2 separate regions of the Homo sapiens genome follow, and region 2 is linked to region 1. Evidence: read pairs that join two places in POLR2A ChIA-PET (ENCODE). Cell type or tissue: PC-9. All regions are shown on one strand. Links, peaks and the distances in the headings refer to the core of each region. The heading gives the core; the rest is flanking DNA. Region 1 overlaps TMEM94 (transmembrane protein 94). Region 2 overlaps LLGL2 (LLGL scribble cell polarity complex component 2).

Region 1 (8,320 bases), core at 321-8,320:
CCAGCTGGCCACAGAGTGATTTTGCCTTTGCAGCGTTGGCAGAAGGAGTTAACAGGCACAGTCCCCATCTGGCTCCTGGTGTTTTTCCCTGTGTGGCAACGATCTCATCCAGCCCCTGCTGGGATGGGGTGTCATGGGGACCTTGAGCTGCAGTCGTAAGCAGGACTGGGGCAGCCTGAGTCAGACAGTGGCCTTGGGGAGGAGTGGATTTGGTCCCTCAGGATCCCATTTCAGTTGGCGACCAAAGACTGAATGTCACTGCATTGCAAGGCCACTTCCAGCGTCACTGTCTGTATCTGAGCCTTCGAGGCTGGCTCAGCTTTGAAAGGCAGGGGTGGAAGAGACGTGGTTGCTCAGCCTAGGGCACCAGCATGGGTGCCACCTTGAGAGGAATTGGGCGGGGTTTTGGAGTGGAGTTGGTGGCAGAACCTGGGCCTTCTGGTTGGGTCCTCCGGACACAGCTTTTATTATTTCTTGACAGCTTTTTTCTGGGTCAGTTCTGGGTTTCTGCCTGGCACCCCTTGACAAGGCTTGCTCCTGGCCCCCAAAAGAGCTGTCTTAGTCAGTAGGTTAGTGCTTTCTCCAAGAGGAGTCGCTTGGCATCAAACCAGATTGCTCAGTGTCACTCTTTACTCAAACACACCCTGGTCTGAGATCATTAGAGTGACGGCTGCCAGGACGGGAGGGTGAGGGCTGGTGAGGGTAGGTGGGGAGGTAGGGCAAACCTCATTTTCCAGGTAACCAGCCCGCTTTTGTCGGACCTGTTGTCAGATTGGGCTGCCCATCGTGTGTTCATCTGCTCAGGTGCCTGTTGAGCACTGCACTCAACCACGTGAGGGGCTGCGGGCTTGCACATGCTGGTGAGTGTGGCGTCTGACTGCCAGCACGTGGAAAGAAGTCAGTGCCTCGTTCTGGGGATGCAGTGGACATCCACCCTGCTGCTGTCCCAGCTGCCCCCTTATTATCCAACTTACATATCTAGATTTCACTTGATGTTAAGGCTAACCTTAACCCTAAATTTTTTTTTTTTTTTTTTGAGACCGAGTCTCACTTTGTCGCCCGACTGGAGTGCAGTGGCGCAATCTCAGCTCACTGGAACCTCTGCCTCCCAGGCTCAAGTGATTCTCCTGCCTCAGCCTCCTGAGTAGCTGGGATTACAGGCGCCCACCACCACGCCTGGCTAATTTTTGTATTTTTAGTAGAGATGGGGTTTCATCATATTGGCCAGGCTGGTCTGGAACTCCTGACCTCAAGTGATCTGCCTGCCTCGGCCTCCCAAAGTGCTGGGATTGCAGGCGTGAGCCACTGTGCTCGGCCTTAACCCTAAATTTTTAAAATGCTGACTGGGTGTAGTGGCTCATGCCTGAAATCTCAGCACTTTGAGAAGCCGAGGCGGGCAGATCACTTGAGGTCAGGAGCTCATGACCAGCCTGAGCAACATAGCAAGACCCCATCTCTACCAAAGAAGTAGTGATAATAAATAAAAATGCCAATAAATCCTTTGGGAGGCCGAGGTGGGTGGATCACCTGAGGTCGGGAGTTTGAGACGAGCCTGACCAACATGGTGAAACCCCGTCTCTAGTAAAAATACAAAAATTAGCTGGGCGTGGTGGCACATGCCTGTAATCCCAGCTACTCAGGAGTCTGAGGCAGGAGAATCGCTTGAACCCAGGAGGCAGAGGTTGCAGTGAGCCGAGATCATGCCATTGTGCTCCATCCTGGGCAATAAGAGTGAAACTCCGTCTCAAACAAAAAAAGCCAATAAACCAAGGCTTTTCCTGCATGCTGTAATTCAGTGATAAACAGAGTACATATGGAACAAAACACAGTGTGCCTTTGAAAATGAAGGTTGAGGCTGGGCACAGTGATTCACGCCTGTAGCCTGTAGTCCCAGAACTTTTAAGAGGCTGAGGTGGGGAGGATTGCTTGAGGCCAGGAGGTCAAGACCAACCTGGGCAACATAGCAAGACCCCTTCTCCACACAAAATTAAAAAAAATAATAATAGGCTGGGCGTGGTGGCTCATGCTTGTAATCCCAGTACTTTGAGAGGCCGAGGCAGGTGGATCACTTGAGGTCAGGAGTTCAAGACCAGCCTGGCTGAGCATGGTGGCTCACGCCTGTAATCCCAGCACTTTGGGAGGCCAAGACAGGCGGATCATGAGGTCAGGAGATCGAGACCATCCTGGCTAACACGGTGAAACCCCATCTCTACTAAAAATACAAAAAATTAGCCGGGCGTGGTGGCGGGCGCCTGTAGTCCCAGCTACACAGGAGGCTGAGGCAGGAGAATGGCGTGAACCCGGGAGGTGGAGCTTGCAGTGAGCCGAGATCGCGCCACTGCACTCCAGCCTGGGCGACAGAGCGAGACTCTGTCTCAAAAAAAAAAAAAAGTCCAGCCTGACCAACATGGTGAAACCCTGTCTCAACTAAAAGTACAAAAATTAGCCGGGGATGCTGGTGCATGCCTGTAATCCCAGCTACTTGAGGGGCTGAGACAGGAGAATCACTTGAGCCCAGGAAGTGGAGGTTGCAGTAAGCAAAGGTTGCGCCACTGCACTCCAGCCTGGGCAACAGAGCGAGACTCTGTCTCAAAATAATAATAATAATAATAATAATAAAGAAAATGAAGGTCAGGCGCGGTGGCTCACGCCTGTAATCCCAACACTTTGGGAGGCTGAGGCGGGTGGATCACAAGGTCAGGAGTTCAAGACCAGCCTGGCCAATATGGTGAAACCCCGTCTTTACTAAAAATACAAAAATTAGCCGGGCGTGGTGGCAAGTGCCTGTGATCCCAGCTACTTGGGAGGCTGCAGCAGGGAATTGCTGGAACCCAGGAGGTGGAGGTTGCAACAATGAGCCAAGATCGGGTCATAGCACTCCAGCCTGGGCAACAGAGTGAGAATCCGTCTCAAAAAAAAAAAAAAAAGAAAGAAAGAAAGAAAGAAAATGAAGGGTGAAAGAGAGAAAGTTTGTACCCCTCCAGAATCCTCTCTGTAGCCCTCTCCCTCCTGGATTCAGAGAGTGGAATTCATCTAGAGCTGACTGCCTGGGGGAAGCTCTGCTGCTCGATGAGGCTGACTCTGTCTGATGGTCAGTGAGTTCAGTACTTTTCCGCGTACCATACTGTGGTTTAGATGATACTATTATGTTGGGTGGCTGAGGCGGGCAGATCACTTGAGGTCAGGAGTTTGAGACCAGCCTGGCTAACATGGCAAAACCCTGTCTCTACTGAAAAATACAAAATTAGCTGGGCATGGTGATGCACGCCTGTCATCCCAGCTACTCGGAAGCAAGAGAATCGCTTGAACCCAGGAGACAGAGTTTGCAGTGAGCCGAGATCGCGCCACTGCACTCCAGCCTGGGCGACAGAGTGAGACTCCGTCTCAAAAAAAAAAAAAAATGATGCTGTTGTGTTTCACAGTAGCTGCCTGTTCCAGCAACCTGAGTGATTTCTTTCTTCTTTTTCCCCAGATGTTGTGACTGTGACAGACTCACTGGGGTTTGTACATGCTGGGGAGGAGCCTTCCTTTCAGGGGTGACCACATTCATCTGGGCATGCCTGCAGTACTCTTGGCCCATGGACCTGAAGGAGAAGCACCTGGTAGGCCATATCCTATTACCTTATAGGTATTGTCTGTGTGTCTCTGTTGAACTCTTTCCTACTTGTTTTTGCCTGGGAGATCCTTAACTGGGGGCTTTAAACAAAAGTTGAGAGAGGAGGCAAGGCTCTGAGTCTTGGGGGATGCGACTGTGACCTCTTGGCTGGAAAGCACAGACTCACAGAGCTATGAATAAAGGATGAAGGTGGACCTATTAACACAACCGCATGGGAGCAGGGTTTCTGATTTAGGCTGGCTCCAAGCCAGTCTTCCACTTCTTGCCCAGGGGTGTGCAATTTAGTTTGTTTGCCCTTTGCTAGGGCGATGTCCTAACCTGCTGAGCCATGCTGAGGGCTATTGGGCACCTCCCTGTGGTTAGAGAAGAGCGCCCCAATCAGACTTCAAACACAGCTGCCTAATCAGCCGGTGGTGAGCAGCCAGGTGGCCTGGGCCAGCCATAAGATTGGTCTTCTCCTCCCAGCCTGGTTTGGCCCAGCCTCCATGTATACTATCTTTGGATGGAGGTAGAGTTGTCAATCAGAAAACTCCTCTCCCTTGACAAAGACTGCCCCAGAGGAAGTCCTTTTGTCTCTTGCCTAGCTTCTGCCACACCTTCCTAATAGATCTTTCTGTTTTCTGTAATCCCAGCTACTTGGGAGACTGAGGCAGGAGAATCGCTTGAACCCAGGAGGCAGAGGTTGCAGTGAGCAGAGATTGCACTACTGCACTCTCTGCTCATCAGCCTCCACATGGCTGCCACAAAACTGGTCAGTGGTTCCATACCACCTACTTAACCTTTAGTGTGTACAAAGCCCTCCAGAATCCTGCTCCTGCCCATGGATTTGGTGTTCCTAGCCTTCCTGCTTTGACTTTAGCACTAGTTATTACCTCTAAAATGCTTCCCACCCCTTTTTCTGGAAACTTCTTCTGTTCTTCCTTCAAGACCTAGTTTTGACATCATTTTCTCCAGTTAAGTCCTCCTTCCTTCCAGAGGTCCTTCCTTTCAGCATTTGTAGTACCTCCACCATTGTACTCGCTATTCTATTGAAATTAACTCATCTCTTCCACTTCATCTCAATATCCCTAGCTCACAGCACCGAGCCTGGCATGTAGCAAGGGCTTAGTACATATTTATTGACCTGAACTTCTGAATAGTGATCTTCCTTCCAGGGAGATCTTGGGAAGGTCTAGAGAGGGGGCTGTGGGTTCACTCCCTGGGCCTCTGCTGGCACCAGGCTGGCTGACTGCTTTCTGTTCAGCTCCAGGCTTCCTATGTCTCTGGACCAGCTGTGCAATAGGTTTCTGGAATTGAACTTGAAGCAGGTGTGCTTGGCCTCCTGTTCATAGCCACCTCTGGGTGCTCAGCAGATATCCACCCTAGCAGTGATTGGCACAGAGGGAAAGCTACACTTGCCTCTCTCTTAGCTGGGAGTTAAGGCTGCTGCAAACAGCTGCAAGGGCTCTGCACTGCTCAGTTCCAAGGAGTATGTCCCCAGAGGCTCTGCTGTTATGCAATGCGGTGGCCTGCCTGGGTGAGGCTGAATCCCCCAAAACAGAGGATGGTATTGTCTTCTGGTTCCAGCCAGAACCACTGAACACTAGTGCCTAGTGTATGGGGGAAACAAAGTTCTGTATCGAAGGGCTGGGTGCTCTCTCCAGCCTGAGGAAGAAGACTTGAGAACCCAGCTGGATAGCTCTCAGGGGCCATTTTTCCTGGAGGGTTTCTCTTTGTCCTCCTCCTCTTTCTGGATAGGTGAGCCCTGACCTGGAAAGCATCGTCAGTCATCCTTGGCAGTCACCATATTGTGGAATGGCAGCTTTGGGTTGGCAGAGCTTTAGGCACCAGGGAGGTGGCCCCGGCTTAGAGAGGCTTATTGTCTAGTAGAGGAATTGATAGTACAAGCAGGCTGGGCACAGTGGCTCACGTCTGTAATCTCAGCACTTTGGGAGGCCGAGGTAGGCAGATCACTTGAGGCTAGGAGTTCGAGACCAGCCTGGCCGACATGGTGAAATCCCGTCTCTACTAAAAATACAAAAATTAGCTGGGCATGGTGGCGCGTGCCTGTAATCCCAGCTACTTGGGAGGCTGAGGCAGGAGAATCGCTTGAACCCGGGAGGCAGAGGTTGCAGTGAGCAGATTGCACTACTGCACTTCAGCCTGGGCGACAGAGCAAGACTGTCTCAAAACAACAACAAACAAAATGGATAGTACAAGCAGTTAAGTAATTGGACCTGGTAGGGCCTCTAGCTGAGGTAACTCATGAGTTGTATAAATGGACTTATAAAGATGATCTCAGCCAGGTGCAGTGGCTCACACCTGTAAATCCCAGCACTTTGGGAGGCCGAGGCAGGTGGATCACCTGAGGTCAGGAGTTTGAGACCAGCCTGACCAAAATGGTGAAACCCTGTCTCTACTAAAAATATAAAAATTAGCTGGGTGTGGTGGCACACACCTGTAATCCCAGCACTTTGGGAGGCCAAGGTGGGCAGATCACCTAAGGTCAGGAGTTCAAGAACAGCCTGGCCAACATGGTGAAACCCTGTCTCTACTAAAAATACAAAAATTAGCCAGGCATGATAGTGCATGCCTGTAATCCCAGCTATTTGGGAGGCTGGGGCAGGAGAATCTCTTGAACTCGGGAGGCAGAGGTTGCAGTTAGCCGAGATTGAGGTCACACCACTGCACTCCAGCCTGGGGGACAGAGCAGAATCTCTAAAAAACAAAACAAAACAAAACAAAAAACCAAAAACAGTCAGAAGGTGTCTTGGAGGAGTAGGCTTTGGAGGAGCTGGCATAGTGGTCATTGATGGTAGGAGGGTTGTCGTCCCCTGGCTTAGCTCAGGAGCGGTTTAGCTCTTGATGGTTCTCTGCTTCTGATCCATCAGTTCGGTCTCTCCTTCAAAGCCCTCACCCCTGTCCCCGGTCCTCCAGCCCACAGTGGCCCTGCTGTGGCAGTGACAGCCTGGGTTCCTGCTGCTTGGGTGCAGGGCTCCCTTCTCCATTTGCTGAGGTGGGTAGTGTAGGAAGGGAGGCAGGGCCCAGAGAGGGCTGTGCTGGGGCCTGCACAGCACGTGGGCTAGTCCCTGTGTGCTGTTCTTTTTGGGGCCTGTCACATAGAAGGGACAGTGTTTGTGGACTTGTAGCTCCCACCCGAGCAGTGCCTCAGGGACAGGAGAGAGGGGACAGGAGTCTTTCTCTTTGGCTACAGCCAGATTGCAGAGCAGCAGCATCCTCACAGTGGCTGGCGTGGAAGCTGACCCCCACTGCCAACCTTTCCTTCTCTCCATGGAGTCTTCCTGTTCTTAACCTCTGGACTGCCCGGGCCCTCCCTTCTGTTCTCACTCAGCACTCTGTTTGGGGGCCGCACAGGGAGTTGCACTCATGAAAGGGAATGGGGAGGCTGGCTTGGGCTGCTGAGGCTCCTTCTTCCCTGCAGCTTGAGATGGTGTCGTCTAGGAAACGGAGGGCCCTGGAGAAACATGCTCAGGCTCCAGCTCACACTCTCCAGCTCTGGGACCTGTTAGGCTGTTTCCTCTCCCCTGGGGTGTGTAACCCCATTATAAGGATGGTTTTAGGCAGAGAAGTGTCCCATCCACTCCCCATGCCTCGGCCCCTGCTTCACCCAGGGTGCCTGTGCTGAGAGCATCCTGTATGTCAAACTCGCGGTCCCTGAATGATGCCTCTGGAGCCATGACTCACTCAGGCTCTGCCTGATGCTCTGGCATGTGCTGAGGCAGGAGCCCCAGGTATCTGGCCTCCTTTCTGCCTGGGGGATGCAGGGCCTGGGCATTCCCGGGCAGCCTCATGGGCCCAGCAGCACTTGGGCCGGTGTGTCTGAATGTATTGGGGCATCACCGGCTGCTGGCCCGGCTCTTCCCTGCATGGCTGTGAGGGTCTCCGTGCTACCTGGCAGGAAGGTGTTGGAGTCTTCAGAGGCCCTTTGGGCTGGCTCTTCCCTCCCTACTGGATCCTTCCTTCTGTCAGCTGCCTGGCCTTGGGCTTTGCCTTCCTAGAAGTCACTGCTCAAATCTTCTCAGCGGCCAGTCCATCCCGTCCCCCTCCACACAGGATGTGCTACTATTAATAACCCACAAGTCCCCTCTCCCCTCCTTCCTGCAGCTGTAACTATGGAAAGGGCTGTTGGCTTGGCTCCATGCTGGGGAGTTGCCGTGTGATTTGGGGACTTCTCATGGATGATGGGCTCACCCAGTGACTTGGGGACAAAGGACAGGTAGTTTGGGAAGAGAGCTGGGATTTGTGTGTCCCAGGGTTCCCCTTGATACTGGCAGTTGTCTTCAGGTTTCTGGGACAGGGGCAGTTTCTCCTCCATCTATCCCTCTGTCTGTCCATATCCTGGCTGCATGGTGCCCCTCAGCTAACCCCACTGTGGCCTCCTCTGAAGAACAGGCCAAGCTCCTGGATATCTGGCAGCGCGTTGGACAAACTTTCTCTTCTCAATGCTCCTGTTTCCTCCCTCCTTCTCTTTCCTCTTCTCCCCTCCCTCCCGCCCTTCCAGGGCTGCTGCCTCCTCCTCCCTCCCTGAATCTGCAGCGTGACTAGAAATAGGCTGAATTAATCAGCAGATTGAAGCTCTGCTCTGCTGCGCCTGATTCTGTGCAGCACCCGGCTTCTTGCTCACACACTCTCAGCTGTCTCCGTCTCTTCTCTCCTCTTCTCTCTCTCTCTCTTTTCACCCTCCCCGCTTTGAGGGAGGTGTTG
Region 2 (8,320 bases), core at 237-8,236, 59 kb after region 1:
GCAATCACTGGGAGATGGAGGCTCACTGCAGACTCGACCTCCCAGGCTCAAGTGATCCTCCCACCTCAGCCTTCTGAGTAGCTGGGACTACAAGCGCGCAGCACCATGCACAGCTAATTTTCTATTTTTTTTTTAGAAAGGGGGTTTTGCCATGTTGCCCAGGCTAGTCTTGAACTCCTGGGCTCAAGTGATCCTCCTGCCTCCCAAAGTGTTAGGATTACAGGCATGAACTGCCACGCCAGACCCGTTAGTATAAATAACTTTTTATTATTTTTATTTATTTATTTATTTATTTTGAGACAGAGTCTCGCTCTGTCACCCAGGCTGGAGTGCAGTGGCGAGATCTCGGCTCACTGCAAGCTCCTCCTCCTGGGTTCACGCCATTCTCCTGCCTCGGCCTCCCGAGTAGCTGGGACCACAGGCGCCTGCCATCACGCCCGGCTAATTTTTTGTATTTTTAGTAGAGATGGGGTTTCACTGTGTTAGCCAAGATGGTCTCGATCTCCTGACCTCGTGATCTGCCCCTCTCAGCCTCCCAAAGTGCTGGGATTACAGGCGTAAGCCACCGCGCCCGGCCTTAAATAACTTTTTAATATACCGCAACATTAAAAGAAAAAAAGGCCAGGCGTGGTGGCTTACACCTGTAATCTCAGCACTTTGGGAGGCCAAGTTGGGCCGATCGCCTGAGGTCAGGAGTTTGAGAGCAGCCTCACCAACATGGAGATACCCTGTCTCTATTAAACATATAAAATCAGCTGGCCATGGTGGCACATGCCTGTAATCCCAGCTACTCAGGAGGCTGAAGCAGGAGAATCGCTTGAACCTGGGAGGTGGAGGTTGCGGTGAGCCAAGATCACGCCATTGCACTCCAGCCTGAGCAACAAGAGCAAAACTCCATCTCAAAACAAACAAACAAACAAAAAATGGCCCATAATCCCAGGTGATCGCTGTTCATTTAAAAAATAGAAAAGGCAATAGGAGCCCATAGTGGGAAAAAGGAAACATTGTAGAAAGTGTAAAATTAGAGAGCAAAAAATTAGGCCGGGCAAGGTGGCTTATGCCTGTAATCCCAACACTTTGGGAGGCGGAAGCAGGCGGATCACAAGGTCAGGAGTTCGAGACTAGCCTTGCCCACACAGTGAAACCGGTCTCTACTTAAAAATGCAAAATTAGCCAGGCGTGGTGGTGAGCGCCTGTAATCCCAGCTACTCAGGAGGCTGAGGCAGGAGAATCGCTTGAACCCAGGAGGCAGAGGTTGCAGTGAGCCGAGATCGTGCGATTGCACTCCAGCCTGGGCAATAGAGTGAGACTGTCTCAAAAAAAAAGAGAGCAAAAAATTATCCCTCCTGCCTGACAGTCCTTTTCTTTTTTTTTCTTTGAGACGAAGTCTCCTCTGTCGCCCAGGATGGAGCACAGTGGCGTGATCTCAGCTCACTGCAACCTCTGCCTCCCAGGTTCAAGCAGTTCTCCTGCCTCAGCATCCTGAGTAGCTGGGATTGCAGGCAGGCACCACCAGGCCCAGCTAATTTTTGTATTTTTGTATTTTTTGTAGAGACAGGGTTTCATCATGTTGGCCAGGCTGGTCTTGAACTCCTGACTTCAAGTGATCTGCCTGCCTCAGCCTCTCAAAGTGCTGGGATTACAGGCATGAGCCACTGCACCCGGCCCCTGCCAGTCCTTTTATCTTCATCCTTCATCCTTCTATCCTTCATCTCTTTAAAAACAAAAAATAAAAAAAAATTAGGCCGGGCTCTGTGTCTCACGCCTGTAATCCCAGCACTTTGGGAGACCGAGGCAGACGGATCATGAGGTCAGGAGATCGAGACCATCCTGGCCAAGATGGTGAAACCCCATCTCTACTAAAAATACAAAAATTAGCTGGGCGTGGTGGTGCGTGCCTGTAATCCCAGCTACTCAGGAGGCTGAGGCAGGAGAATCGCTGGAACCCAGGAGGCGGAGGTTGCAGTGAGCCGAGATCGCGCCACTGCACTCCAGCCTGGTGACAGAGCAAGACTCCGTCTCAAACTAATAATAATAATAATTTTTAAAAAAAGATTTTTAGTGTCTTTCTAGGCTTCAGGTGTAGTTTTGACTCGTTCTTTGCCGAGTCCTTGCTGTGTGACCCTAGTGTGGTCACTGACCCGTGCTGAGCTTTGTTTTCACAGATGAGAAGATGAGAAAGGTCACTAGCACGTGTGGCCTGCCACACAGCAGGCACCCAGTGAGGGTGGACTCAACTTCCATGAAGCATAAGAGGCATCCGTCTGTCCCAGGCCTTTGGGTGGGCACTTGGGCCTTTTGGAAGTGCCTGATGGGTTTAGGGAATTTGTCTTCTCTGGAAATCAGCTGACGGCTCATGAATTTGTGATATTTTAAAGTCTCTGGCTGGGCATTTTGGCTCATGCCTGTAATCCCAGTGCTTTGGGAGGTGGAGGAGGGAGGATTGCTTGAACCCAGGAGTTCAAGACCAGCCTGGGCAACAGTGAGATCGCGTCTCTACAAAAATTTTTTTAAAAAATTAGCTGGGCATCAGCCAGGCGCGGTGTCTCACGCCTGTAATTCCAGCACTTTGGGAGGCCGAGGCAGGCGGATCACGAGGTCAGGAGATCGAGACCATCCTGGCTAGCACAGTGAAAACATGTCTCTACTAAAAATACAAAAAATTAGCTGGGCATGGTGGTGGGCACCTGTAGTCCCAGCTGCTCGGGAGGCTGAGGCAGGAGAATGGTGTGAACCCGGGAGGCAGAGCTGGCAGTGAGCCGAGATCGCGCCACTGCACTCCAGCCTGGGCGACAGAGCGAGACTCCATTTCAAAAAAAAAAAAAAAAATTAGCTGGGCATCGTGGTGTGCACCTGTTGTCCCAATTACATGGGATCGTAGGAGGATCGCTTGAGCCCAAGAGTTTGAGGCTGCAGTGAACTATGATGGCGCCACTGCACTCCAGCCTGGGTGACAGAGTGAGACTCTAACTCAAAAAGAGAAAAAAAGTCTCTAGGGGTCAGAAGTTTTTCAGCGAGGACCTTTTTCAGGAATTGAGGGCAGCAGTGGAGGGCGCGGCTTCTCCTAAATGGACCTTGCATTCCAGTGGCCCTTGATGCTTCCCTTGCTCCTTGGGAGGGCCAAGAGTGAGAGCCGGTTGCCTGGGAGTCTTTCCTGTGGTGGGGATGTCGGAGAGTGCAGGATTAAACCTGCTGTGAGTTCTGCCCCAGCTGAGGAGTGCTTGCTGGGTACACCCTCCTCACCCTGCTGGGTGGCAGGGCAGAGAGCACAGGCCTGTGCTGCTCTGTTGGCATTAGGAGACTTTCTAGGAATGCCATTGTGCCCCCTTTCAACCTTGCTTGGGGAGAGGATGTCCTCTCCTGCCAGGACTTCCTGGCCCCGGGACCCTCCCTTTGGAAGACGAAGTGCTGCCTGGGACCAGGTGGCCCATGAGCCCCTGCCCGCACTGTGGGAGATCTGCGCATCTCTGGCAAGAGCCTCCAGGAGCCATCTAAGGAGTTTAGTTTCCCCGGGGAGCTATTCGGCCTTCCTGGTCTTTCCAGATGAGTCAAAAGCAGCTGTTGAGACCTCTGAGTTGGGGGCCAGAATGGAGGCCCAAGAGACCAATGTTCTTTCTCCTGGGCCGGCTGCTTTGAGCAGCACTGGCAGCCTGGACTCATTTGTCCTCAATCCTCAACTCTGAGAGGCCCTCTTATCTGTCTTAGGTGATATCGTTCTCAGGGTTCCTCCTGGGGCGAGGCACGCCAGGTCTGCTTGGCAACGCTGTTTTCCTCTGTCAGGAGCAGTTTGCAGAGAGAAAACTGGGGACAGGGCAGGAGACGGGCGTCCCCCAGCGGGGCCACCAGCACTGTTTGCCCTCCCCAGCCCTGGCTCCCTAGGAATTCCAAGGAGACCCTCGCTCACTGTGCCCGTGGCCATGGCTTTGCTCAGGTCCCTTTGGGGTGGCCTTCCCCACAGCCCTGCCTCTCAGAGGAAACTGGCTTTGAATACTCACCCCTCTCTTCTTCCCAGGAACCACAGCGAATTCTTGAGCTAGGAGAGGCTGCTCTGGGCGTGGGGACGAGGAGGCTGCAAGGCACCTGACTCTACCCTTCAGGAATTCGGCAGAGACTGGAGCCTTCTCTCGAGACACCTGACTTAGTGTTCCCAGAGTTTGATGAGAGGGACATCTGGGCACAGGACCATATGACTGTAATAAATTATATATATGTATATATACACACACACACACACACACACTTTTTTTTTTTTTTTTTTTTTGAGACGGAGTCTTACTCTGTGGCCCAGGTTGGAGTGCAATGGCATGATTTCGGCTCACTGCAGTCTCCCCAGGTTCAAGTGATTCTCCCACCTCAGCCTCCCCAGTAGCTGGGATTACAGGTAGCTCCCCAGTAGCTGCTACCATGCCCAGCTAATTTTTTGTTTGTTTTGAGACGGAGACTTGCTCTGTTGCCCAGGCTGGAGTACAGTGGCGCGATCTCAGCCCACTGCAAGCTCCGCCTCCTGGGTTCACACCATTCTCCTGACTCAGGCTCCCGAGTAGCTGGGATTACAGGCGCCCGCCACCACGCCCAGCTAATTTTTTTCTTTGTTTTTTTGTTTTGAGTCTGAGTCTCGCTCTGTCGCCCAGGCAGCAGTGCAGTGGCATGATCTTGGCTCACTGCAACCTCTGCCTCCCGGGTTCAAGCAATTCTCCTGCCTCGGCCTCCTGAGTAGCTGGGATTACAGGTATGCGCCACCACACCTGGCTAATTTTTGTATTTTTAGTAGCGGGGGGGTTTCCACCATGTTGGTCAGGCTGGTCTCTAACTCCTGACCTCATGTGATCCACCTGCCTCGGCCTCCCAAAGTGCTGGGATTACAGGCATGAGCCGCTGCGCCCAGCCCTCTAGTAAATAATATTAACATTTAATATAATTCTGGAATTCTCTGGGGGTCCTGGAGCTTTGGTTAAAGGCAGGGTCCACAAGGGTATTCCGAACAGGATGCCAGGCATGACGTCCACAGGGCCCTGGCCTTGGCCGGAGACTTGAGGACAGGGTAAGGAAGTTCCCTGAGAACCCTGTGGGGTCCTACCTCAGTGTTTCGTGGGGTCAGTGATTGGCAGATACCTTTTCTAGTTAATCCCTAGTCAGTCTTAACTGTTCGTTCATTCATTCAAGTACTTTTTTTTTCTTTTTTTGAGGAGTCTTGCTCTGTCGCCCAGGCTGGAGTGCAGTGGCGCGATCTCGGCTCACTGCAAGCTCTGCCTCCCGGGTTCACGCCATTCTCCTGCCTCAGCCTCCCGAGTAGCTGGGACTACAGGCTCCCGCCACCACGCCCGGCTAATTGTTTGTATTTTTAGTAGAGACAAGGTTTCACCGTGTTAGCCAGGATGGTCTTGATCTCCTGACCTCGTGATCTGCCCGCCTCAGCCTCCCAAAATGCTGGGATTACAGGCGTGAGCCACCGCACCTGGCCCTTTTTTTTTTTTTTTTTTTTTTTGAGATGGAGTCTCACTCTGTCACCCTGGCTGGAGTGCAGTGGCACGATCTCGGCTCACTGCAAGCTCCGCCTCCCAGGTTCACACCATTCTCCTGCCTCAGCCTCCTGAGTAGCTGGGACTACAGGCGCCCGCCATGATGCCCAGCTAATTTTTTGTATTTTTAGTAGAGACAGGGTTTCATCATGTTGGCCAGGATGGTCTCGATCTCCTGACCTCATGATCTGCCCGCCTCGGCCTCCCAAAGTGCTGGGATTGCAGGCATGAGCCACCGCGCCCAGCCCGTTCAAGTATTTTCTGATGCCTCTTGTGTGGTTCTAGATGTTGGATGTGATCCTTAAACAAAGCAAAGATGTCTGCCGTCGTTGAAAGTTGTTTCTAAAAGGTGAGAAGCCTGACTGACAGAAAGTAAAAGTAACTAATAAATTGTGTTAAAAGGTGATACGGGCTATAGGGTAAAAAGAACTAGAGCAACAATTGGGAACCCGCATGGTAGGGGGCAGGTTACAACTTTTAACAGGTGGTTAGAGTGGGCCTCTGCCAGAAGGTGACATTTGAGCAAAGCTTTGAAGGAAGTGAGGGAGCTGTTTAAATAAAATTCCAGTCCCTCCCATGAGGCACCTGGATGAGGCCAGCACAATCCCCACCTCCTGGAGCTGACATCTGGAAGCTTCTTGGGACAGCTGTTCCAGTTTTAGGGCAGGTAGGAGGCCCTAGAAAGGGGCCTGATTGGATGGGCTGGATGGCCTGCCCACGCCAGCCCCAGGCAGGTGGTCCATCTTCTCCCCAGAATGGTTTTGCTTTTCCTTGGACTTGGCTTTCTGCCAGTCACTTCCCTGGAGAGAGAGTCTGGTGTTGGATTATGAAAGGGGGCTAAGGCCCCCAGAATGGGGGTGCGTTCCCACCTTCCACCCCATCCTCACAGGCCCAGGAGGGGCAACAGAAAGGAAACTTCAGGAGGAGTCTAGGCATGGCGGGAGGATCCTCTTGGGGTTGTGGGATGGTTGTGATTCCATAGGATAGATGGTGGGGGGAATGGAGGCTGACCCCAAATGGGGCCCATCCAGCCTGCGAGCAGGCAGCCCCTTTGTCCTGGGAGAGAGGCCTGACCTGAGCGGAGGATTCTGCAGTCAGATTGGAATGCAAATTGGGGCTTGGATTTTTTTTTTTCTTTTTTTGAGAAAAGGTCTCGCTCTGTCACCCAGGCTGGAGCACAGTGGTGCCATCATAGCTCACTGCAGCCTCAACCTCCTGGGCTCAAGTGATCTTCCCACCTCAGCCTCCTGAGTAGCTGGGACTACAAGTGTATGCCACCATGGCTGGCTAATTTTTAAGTTTTTTGCTGAGACAAGGTCTCCCTAAGTTGCCCAGGCTGGTCTCGAACTCCTAGGTTCAGTGGATTCTCCTGCCTCGACCTCCCAAAGTGCTGGGATTACAGGCATAAGCCACTGAGCTTGGCAAAGGACTTGGACTCTTGACTGTTTGAGCTTGGGGCCACTCTGAATCGATCACTTCATAAGTAATTGTAAGAATTAAATAAGGTGAATGTAAAGTGCTAAAGTCACATCCAGCCATAGCTAGCTCTCAATCCCTTTTACTACTTAATTAACAACAGCGGGGACGACAGTCCTCCAGTCATGCCCCCATTCCCTCTGGTTTGTGTTCCCCTAGATCCCACTCCATGGAACTGCCTTTCAGCCAAGGTTTGGTTGCTAAGCTGCTGGCCAGGGACCTGCCTGGTGCTTCTGGGAGACTGGGCTTCCCAGGGCGACATGGGCACTTGCAAAGCGGCTACAGGCGTCTGAGTTGGCACAGATGCCGCAGGGGTCAGCAGCTGCCTCTGTGGTTTAGATCCCTGCCCACCAGTGCCATCAGAGTAGGAGGTGCAGGGGCGGATTCACATCCGTCAAACAGGAGGCCACAGCCACACTCAGGCCTCACACAGGATGTCGCAGAGGGGAAGGCAGCTTCTTAATCAGCAGCGGGCTGTGGGGAGCACGAGCGAAGAGGAGAGGAGAGCATGGGACATCAGGTGGCACGCCCTGAGAGCAGGCAGCTGGCGCTGGGTGCGGCCCGGGGGCCCTCTCTGGTTTCGGCTGGGTCTGGAGTCCTGCCGCTGGGTGTGGACTCTCCCAGCAGATCAATGAGATCAATGGAACTTCCCGAGCTATGGAGGGAGTTTCTTGAGGGCTGGCCCCTCCCACATCTCCAGGCCAGAGGGCTGGCTGGGCTTGGCCAAGCCTTGGTCTCACAGGGACAAATTAGCCCAGGTGCCCCAAACAGTGGCAGGGTGGGAGAAGCAGTCTGGCCTGGGGATCCCCTCTCCTCCGAGGCACAATCGCATCTGCCACTTAGAGCGAGGGGGGCCCAAGGCAAGTCCACCCCGTGTGGTTATTCTCTCTCTCTGCCCCCACTGGTCTCTTTCTTGAGCTCTTGAGATGGAAGGCGGGCCAGGGTGTGGATTTTGTGGCCTGTCACCAAGTGGAGAGCTCTCCTGTTCTTTCCAAGTGGGTGTCCAGGTGTGTGGACACCTGTCCTAGACCCAGAAATATTTTGCCGGCCAGGTGCAGACGTGGGTGAGTGGAACAGTGAGGAGGGAAGGAAACAGGTCGATCAGCTGCCCACAGGGAGCTCTCAGGCTGGTTCCACATGCAAGGCACAGACTTGGGTAGAAAGTGGATGGGAACCAGCCACAAGGCAGCAAGCCTTTTGCGGCCCGGCTCTAAACCCTGGCGCCCGCCAAAAGGGAACAGAGCAGGGCAGAACAGGGAGGGTGGCTCAGAGGCTGGTCTGGTGACAGGCAGGAGTGGAGACTGAGGTTGGATGGCCTTTAGAAG

What was found. Peaks named below come from ENCODE experiments on the same cell type or tissue, not always from the same donor. Only the 100,000 strongest peaks of a DNase experiment are listed, where the experiment ranks them.
Region 2: POLR2A ChIA-PET joins it to region 1 with 22 read pairs; 10 of 35 experiments call an interaction of 5 or more read pairs at or near these places.

The regions. Positions count from the first base shown.
Region 1 is chr17:75,468,328-75,476,647 of GRCh38, forward strand. It overlaps TMEM94 (transmembrane protein 94), which reads left to right. Exons shown (of 32, transcript NM_014738.6): 2 at 3,473-3,602. The coding sequence starts at 3,579. Among named protein-coding and RNA genes, the nearest start is that of TMEM94, 16 kb to the left of the region's middle. RefSeq lists silencers at 352-520, 3,900-3,989. In PC-9, for the core only: no CTCF peak of the experiment used is centred there; a DNase peak (open chromatin) is centred at 3,974.
Region 2 is chr17:75,527,838-75,536,157 of GRCh38, forward strand. All of the region lies in intron 1 of LLGL2 (LLGL scribble cell polarity complex component 2), which reads left to right. Among named protein-coding and RNA genes, the nearest start is that of LLGL2, 6.3 kb to the left of the region's middle. In PC-9, for the core only: no CTCF peak of the experiment used is centred there; a DNase peak (open chromatin) is centred at 4,094; H3K27ac peaks cover 2,684 bases.